Linked DNA regions of Homo sapiens: regions 2 and 3 are each linked to region 1. A link is a loop called in an ENCODE intact Hi-C map of the cell type or tissue named here. Cell type or tissue: IMR-90. All regions are shown on one strand.

Region 1 (2,500 bases):
TGGAGCAGATTCTCTCCTGCTTCCCTGCCACCAGCAGCCTCATCAGAGGCCTCAAGGTGTCCAAAGAGGTTGGCATGATAAACTGAGGGACTTCCTTGAGGACCTGTCTGTTTACCTGAAACAGCTGGTCTACCTGCTCCCCGCTGCAACTTCACCAGCCTCTATACATTTGTGTATCTACTACACATCATACCTGCCTCCACCTAAAATACAAAGCACAATCTTAACCTCACAGCAAAGACTCACACCGAAGGAGGGTTTTTATACATGAGATTCGAGGGGTTCATCAGATAGGGGAGTATTTGGCTTTTTTCTATTGGGAAGAGATGAAGGTCTTAGAGCAGCAAGTCTGAAATGAAAGCCTATATTTTTCTTTTGGTCTGCTTGGGAGTAGGGGTGCCCCTGGGTGTGGGACTTTCAGTGCTAACACTGGGGCAGTGTTGGGTAAACTGGGACAGTCGGTCTCCCTCCATAGCCTTCACCACCACTATCCTTCCAATTCCCTTCACCGCTATTTCTTATACTGGCTGAGAGAAGGAGAGACTAAGAGGTCAGAGCTTGAAATGGAGCTTTGGAAGTTTTCACCAAACCCATTCCAGATATCTTAGGGGTTTCACACTAAAACAACATTAGGAGGGATCAATAGTCACCTTCTTTGAAGGTGTTTGTGAGAAAAAGAACCTTAAGAGATTGAAGGGAAAGATGTATAACTATAGTTTTAGTTTGTAAAGTCCTTCTAAAGAGCTATTTTAAATGTTTGTATATCGCTAGCTTGAATTTTATTTTCCAGTAAATGTTTCTAATACATAAAAAATGGAAACGTTTGTGATTACAAGTCTGTAGGGTTTGAACCCAGAGCTACAGTCTGTAATTTTAACAAATCCTCCACCTATTGTTTTGGACTTCACAGTCCGTGGCACTCTGCCTCCACCTGGTGGCAGTGTACCTAAATTAAGTCGGGTTCCTCCCTCCCGTCTCCATATTTTTGTGTGTGGTAAGAGCCTCACTTTTGGGAATTGTATCTTACAAGCCAAATTATAAAGATATTAATTTGTCACATACTATCGTCCTTATTTAGAATTCAGCATCAATTTGGAGCAAAAACCATCTCTTTATATTTGCTTTATGCTTTATCTTGTGAAGTATTATGAACCTAATAAAATAATTGAATACTGCAGTCCCTTAGAGAATATGCAACTATTGTAAGCAGATACCATGAAGAACATGACGTGTGAAAATATCATGTGTATAGATTTTTTTAGGTTATAATAAATAAAACTTGTAAGAAATTTATTAATCAGACACAATTCATCATGTCCATTATCATACCGAGTTCCACAATTTTTAGGCCCAAGGATTAGGAGTTCACACTAGGGGATGTAAGTGGGGTTGCTTTTACATAGGTACATCTTTTTTTCTTATATATTCTTTATTTTCTTTTTATTTTGTTAATTCCGCAGCATGAGAATTCTGAAATAATTGCTAAAGTTCATGAGTTATTTTATCATCAACATACTCTGGGATCAGAAGACTCAAAGCCCACTTATTGCTGCTTCTTTGGGGAAAGTCATTTCACTTCCCTAGGGCTAGCTTTCCTGGTCTGTAAAATTGAGATCATAATTATATGTTACCAGGTGGGTATAAGAGTCAAACAAGATGCTGTGTGTACAAGTGCTCTGTTATCCAGATGTTAGTCTCAGGGGCATTGTTATCATGTGCAAATTGAAGGCAAAGATTCCAGTTCATACTTCCCAGCCCCTGGCTGCATTCCATTCTCCATTTAGATCCTAGGCCTGAGTTTCCTTGGAATATATCACGGAATTCTAATTCCCTCTGAGCCCACTGGTCTTCTCACTTGCCAGGACCCCTTGCAAGCCCCCAACCCTCACTCTCCACACGCCCAGCTTTTCCCTTCCCCAACAGTGGCTAAAGCAGCCTGCACCAGAGTAGAACAGGCACCTGGCCTAGACTGGGTGTGGGATTCTCTGGGGTGGGGATGGGATCCAGAGCCTGTCACCCAGGAGTGTTGTCACAGAGGGAACCGGTAGAATTAAGGGAAATGGGAGAAGCAAGGGTGTGGGGGGAGAAGAAGGGTGGCCCTCCCCTCTTCCCACCCTCTAACTACGTCCTCTGATAGGAGCAAAGTAATTTTACCTTCAGGTCTAGATTTAGCAAATATCTGGTTCTAGGGCAAGGAGAGTCTTGTCTTCCTTTATCCCTCCCCTCTCCTCCTACCTCTGCCCTATGTTCACACACACAAAGGTGAGGGGTTGCACATGGACCTTGTTATGAGCTATTCCATCTGCCTTGGTGATGTTCCCTCTAGGAGAGGCAAAGCCTTTTTCCCTCCACAGAGGGACCTTGGGGAGGGGTGGCTGAGTGTGGGGAAGGGTGAGCTGCAGCTGGCAGAGCATCCCCAGGGGGCTCTCAGAGCTGATTCCTGAGGAAGTATAGATCAGTCAGTGGAGAATGGAGCGGCCAAATGTGGGCCTTTCCAAGA
Region 2 (2,500 bases), 1.3 Mb before region 1:
TCTAACTCCCTGCTGTTCTGAGAGGTATCACAGAGCTGGGATTTCTTTTAAGCCGAAATGCATAAACAAGGAGTCAAGGTTTTCCAGTCCTATTATAGTGAGTTTCCAGGTCATTTCTTCATCCAAATTGATGATGAATGTTGAGTATCTACTGTTTTCCAGAGACCGTTCCAGGCACTTAGCTATAGACAGGTAACATATCTGGAATCCCCCTTCAACATAGTAAAGGTAGCAGAGTGAGGAAGACATTGGAGAGACTCAATAGAGCAGTGAGTGCTAGGAGAGCTCTATGGAGTGGGGGTGTCAGGGAAGACTCCCAGAGGGGGTGACACTTCAGCTGAACTTTAAAGACTGAAAAGAAGTTAGAAAAGAAGGAGGAGGCCGGGCGCGGTGGCTCACACCTGTAATCCCAGCACTCTTGGAGGCCGAGGTGGGCGGATCACCTGAGGTCAGGAGTTAGAAGCCAGCCTGGCCAACATGGTAAAACCTCATCTCTACTAAAAATACAAAACTTAGCTGGCCGTGGTGGCGAGTGCCTGTAGTCTCAGCTACTCGGGAGGCTGAGGCAGGAGAATCGCTTGAATCCAGGAGGCGGAGGTTGCAGTGAGCCGAGATTGTGCCACCGCTCTCCAGCCTGGCAGACAGAGTGAGAATTGTCTCAAAAATAAAAAGAAAAGAAAAGGAGGAGGAAAGGCATGCTAGGTACGAGAACAGCATGTACAAAGGTGGAGCAATAGAAGAGCATGGTTTATTCAGGGACTAACAAAAAAGTTGATCACTGCTGAAAGGTACAGTGCAAGGGTAGAGAGAGAAGAGGGAGTCAACAGGGTGTCATCACCAAGGATCACACTAAGGAGACTGGAGTTCATCCTGATGAGGACAGAAAATCACAGAAGGAGAGTGATCAACCTGTTCCCCATCCAATCCATGCAGCCCTCTGCTATTATAGACAGATCTTTACCCAGCAGACTCAAACACACATGTCCAGCATTCAAGGCCCTCGACACGTTGTCTGCACAAAGACACCCTAATACTACTCCTCCCTGCTCCAGAGGCCTTGCATGCAGGAGGTCCTTGTTCTTTCTTCCACCCGACTCCATGCAGACCACCCTCATTGCCACCTCAGGCTGACGGGAAGTGCCATTTGCTCCTCAGCTCCGGTGCTGATATGCATTAATGTGCTTGGCTCTTAGGCCCAGCAGAGGGCAGAAGAGGCCCATAAATACTTCGGACAAATTTGTCCCAGCCAGATAAAAATAGCCCTAGACACAGTCCTGGTACAGTGCTTCCCGGACTTTCCCATGCATATGAATTCAGGGATCTTGTTAAAATGCAGATTCTAACTCAGTAGTTGCAGGGTGGGCTGGAGACAGTACATTTCTAACAAGGTCCCAGGTGCTGTTGAGGCTGCTGGTCCATGCAGCACACTTTGAGAAAATAGCACTTTTCATACTGAGAAGAAAGATCTTTTTTCTAAGTTTCCAATCTTTCCCAGACCAATACTTTCCGAAAATAAAATAAAAATGAATAACAGGAAAAATTAAATTTCCAAAATGACATACAAACTATCTCAACTTTATATTTTCGGATTCGATAAACTTAGTATTTACCCTATCAAATTACAAGGTCAGCTGAGTGAGTTCTCCCATCATTTCTTCCCAGGAAGACAACACCAATTGCGTAACAAAAGAAACCCATGGCACCCTCACAACCAGGTTTAACTCCTACCACTGGATTTTATGGCCAAAGCAGGGAGGGAATGTACTAAAGGAATGCAAGCCATTTGCTTTGGGGCTTCATTAATATATTCCCCACTATAATGGAGTTTATAGAAAATGGTTTTTGATGAGCAGAGACCCCAACATTTGAACACCTACCTTGCCACTCTTCCTCGAAGATCTCCCAAACCGGAGAGCTGGCGCATCTCCAGGGTCTTTAAGGCAGAATTAGTTCCATAGCTAATGTTGTCCCGGGCACGAATCTGCTCCTGGAGTACCTGGGCAACATAAAAAACACTAAGGGAGTCATCTAAGAATTCACGTGCTTCCACAAAAGCATTTTATACTTTTGGCAAAAATAAGAATGTTTAACTCAGTCTTTCATAAGAGACTCCTTTTCAACAGTCACCTAAGGCACACTTAAACAGAGAACTAGGGGGCCTAGACAGAGAGAGACCTTAGAGGCTCCTCCCAGAGCAAGTCCCTTTATTTACCATTAAAAACTAAGTTCCTTTGGTTTTAGTATTTCTTCCTTAGTAATGAAGCCACTTTCTTTTTCTTTTTTCTTTTTTCTTTTTTTTTTGAGATGGAGTCTTGCTCTGTTGCCCAGGCTGGAGTGCAGTGGCACAATCTCAGCTCACTGCAACTTCTGCCTCCCAGGTTCAAGCAATTCTCCTGCCTCAGCTTCCCGAGCAGCTGGGATTACAGGCATGTGCCATCACACCTGGCTAAGTTTTGCATTTTTAATAGAGACGGAGTTTGTGTTAGTAGAGATGGGGTTT
Region 3 (2,500 bases), 270 kb before region 1:
TCAGACTCTGCCCCGTGCCCTGTCTCTGAGGTCCAATTTACTTTGTCCTGTCTCTGCTATACCTTACTCTCCTTACTCCAGCTGGACACAAGTTCTGGATCTCTTGTACCAAATCAGACCTCCCCAACTCATGTCTTCTACCGAAACAGACCTCCCTGATTCGTGATCCTGACATCCACTGGCATTGTGAGGGGCTACTGCCTAGGACACCGTGACCACATCCTATTTATCACTTTACCTCCTCCCCAGGACACAGTTTTCCTAGACCACTTCTGTTATCCAACCTCACTTAGACCAGGGCTATACAGTTATGACAATCCAACTTGTTTAGCAAGAAGACAGATTTAGCATTTCGGGTGGCTCCTGGGCTGGACAGGCAGAGCTGGGGCCTGGATAAGAAATGGATCCCCCCAGGAGAGACACAGGGACCAGTTCCTAGGTGCTCAGAGAAACCGGAGCGGAAGAGTTGATCCACTGGGATCAACTTATAGGGTTCGGTGGCTGACTGGACATAGTTTCTAAGGAAGAAATGGGAATCTGGTTTAGAGATAGAGGAGACTATTGGTTCTTTTCAGGTTGATGGTAGAAGAATTATGAAAGCTGCTTCAGGGAAACACAGATCTTCCCTTTCCTGTTACATACTCATTCCTAAAGAATCCTAGTTTAGGGCCTGGGAGATTGGACACATAGTTAACAGAGACACAAGACTTGTAACCCAGGAGTCTGGTGGTTCCCACTATGTGTGAGTCTGTTTTTGAGCCAGCATAACATTAAAGTAGACTCAGCCTCTTTTGGCTCTACCCCCAAAGAATCTGCTGTCCCCAAAGGCATTGTTTAGAGGCAGGCGACAAAGTACAAAATTCTTAGGGGTGGTGAAGGAATTTATAGAGCTGCCTCTGAGAACACTTGCTCAAATCAGGATCGATGTGCATGTTCCCTGGTGTTCTCGCCCTGCCCCAGCCTGTCACTGGCAGGCACTGTCTCTCCATTCTTCCCACCCCAGCCTGGCCTCTCTTGTGCCGAGTAATCCTGCTCTGCCTGACACGTGCTTTTCCATGCTCAGCGAAGCAAGGCCGTTGACAGGCCCAGCCTCCTTGGGAGATGGTTTAATGTGTTGCTTTTGCTACTCAACAATGCCCTGTGGAGTATTGCTCACTCCTATTTGTATAAACAACCCCCTCATGTATCTCTTCCAAGCACGCACAGCATTCTTTCCCTGGCAGTTTTGGTTGTAACTTTGTCTCTTTCAGTACAGAAGCTGAAGTGGGTGTGGCTGGGAAGGCCTGAAGTTACTGCAGAGCTAGGATTTGAACCTGGGTTTTGTGACTCCCAGTCTAATGCTTCTTCCACAGTATCAGATGGTGTGGGCTGCAGGTCTCTGCAGGTGAGGGCTTCTGGCTCAGCTGCTGGGGAGTAAGCACCAAGTAGGCACTTGGGCCAGGTCAGTGTTTCTCAATGTTTTATCATGATTGCCCCCCTAAAGAGTCTTTCTAGACATTTTTACCCCCTAATTGTCTACCCGTGAAGTTTTAGCACCAGGGATATACTGCACCCTGTTTGTGTACTGTATATATATGTGTGTGTGTATATATATATATCTGCTTTATAATAAAAACTTTTTTCATCACCCACCTCAAGATACAATTTCACCCTCTTGGGGGCAATATGGCCCCTATTGATAACGCAGGGGCTCAAAGTGATTCTCAGAGTGAGGGCCTCGGACCAGCAGCGGCAACATCACCAGGAATTTGTTAGAAATGCAGATTGTAAGTCCCGCTCTAGACCTATTGAACCACATCCTTGCGAGGTGGGGTCCAGCTGGCTGTGACTTAACAAACCCTTCCGAGGATCCTGGATTTGAGATAGGGGAGACTATTGGCTTTTTTCAGTTTGATGGTAGAGGAAGAATTAGGAAAGCTCGCCTGAGAGAAACACCAATCTTCCCTTTCCTGTTAATCACTTTCTTAATTAATTGTAATCATGGTCAGGATCCATTCTCTTTGATCCTTCAGCTCTTATTAAACACCTAGTGTGTGCAAGGCATGTTGAGCTCTGTAAAGATCATATTTTGGCCGGAAAGAGCCAGGTTCTACAGAGCCTGAATCTTAGATATAATTTGGAGGTCCTCTTTAAGAAAAAAAATACATCATGAATACATAATTGTGTGTTGGGGGAGAGGAGGTTGAAAGGGGCTTGTGCAAGTGAAGGATCTTGACACCTAAGCTCCATTGGCTCCATGGCAAGTCAGCTCACTGCTGAGCCCAAGGGAGGACCCTGAAGGTGGTCGCACAACAAAGACAGGCAGATGGGCAGGGCTGAGCTCCTGCCAGCCAGGCATGTGAAGGTGTCTGCGATGGAGACAGGTATGCATTTGGGGAATAGAGTGGGGAGAGCATTGTGCTGACCTGGAGCCTGGGAAAGGCATATCATGGGAGGTATCCAGAGGGCTTTGGAGAGGTGTACCAGTAGAGACAGGAAGGGTTTGGAAGAGCGGCGGAGC

The links. Hi-C counts contacts between places; a loop is a spot of excess contacts. Peaks named below come from ENCODE experiments on the same cell type or tissue, not always from the same donor. Only the 100,000 strongest peaks of a DNase experiment are listed, where the experiment ranks them.
Region 2: it touches region 1 in a loop (8-fold over the local background); 18 of 110 quality-filtered maps call a loop at or near these places.
Region 3: it touches region 1 in a loop (8-fold over the local background); 3 of 110 quality-filtered maps call a loop at or near these places.

Annotation. Positions count from the first base shown.
Region 1 is chr15:58,226,336-58,228,835 of GRCh38, reverse strand. The region is part of intron 1 of LOC124903499 (a long non-coding RNA gene); the gene reads right to left. Among named protein-coding and RNA genes, the nearest start is that of AQP9, 89 kb to the right of the region's middle. In IMR-90, a CTCF peak has its summit at 940 (motif pointing left); a DNase peak (open chromatin) is centred at 925; H3K27ac peaks cover 191 bases.
Region 2 is chr15:59,491,767-59,494,266 of GRCh38, reverse strand. FAM81A (family with sequence similarity 81 member A) reads right to left here. Exons shown (of 9, transcript NM_152450.3): 4 at 1,878-1,996. Among named protein-coding and RNA genes, the nearest start is that of FAM81A, 55 kb to the right of the region's middle. RefSeq lists an enhancer at 1,089-1,138. In IMR-90, a CTCF peak has its summit at 1,203 (motif pointing right); a DNase peak (open chromatin) is centred at 1,216.
Region 3 is chr15:58,497,580-58,500,079 of GRCh38, reverse strand. The region is part of intron 1 of LIPC (lipase C, hepatic type); the gene reads right to left. It overlaps LIPC-AS1 (LIPC antisense RNA 1), which reads left to right and starts at 1,345. Exons shown (of 3, transcript NR_120338.1): 1 at 1,345-1,441. In IMR-90, no CTCF peak of the experiment used is centred here; DNase peaks (open chromatin) are centred at 689 and 1,139; H3K27ac peaks cover 1,782 bases.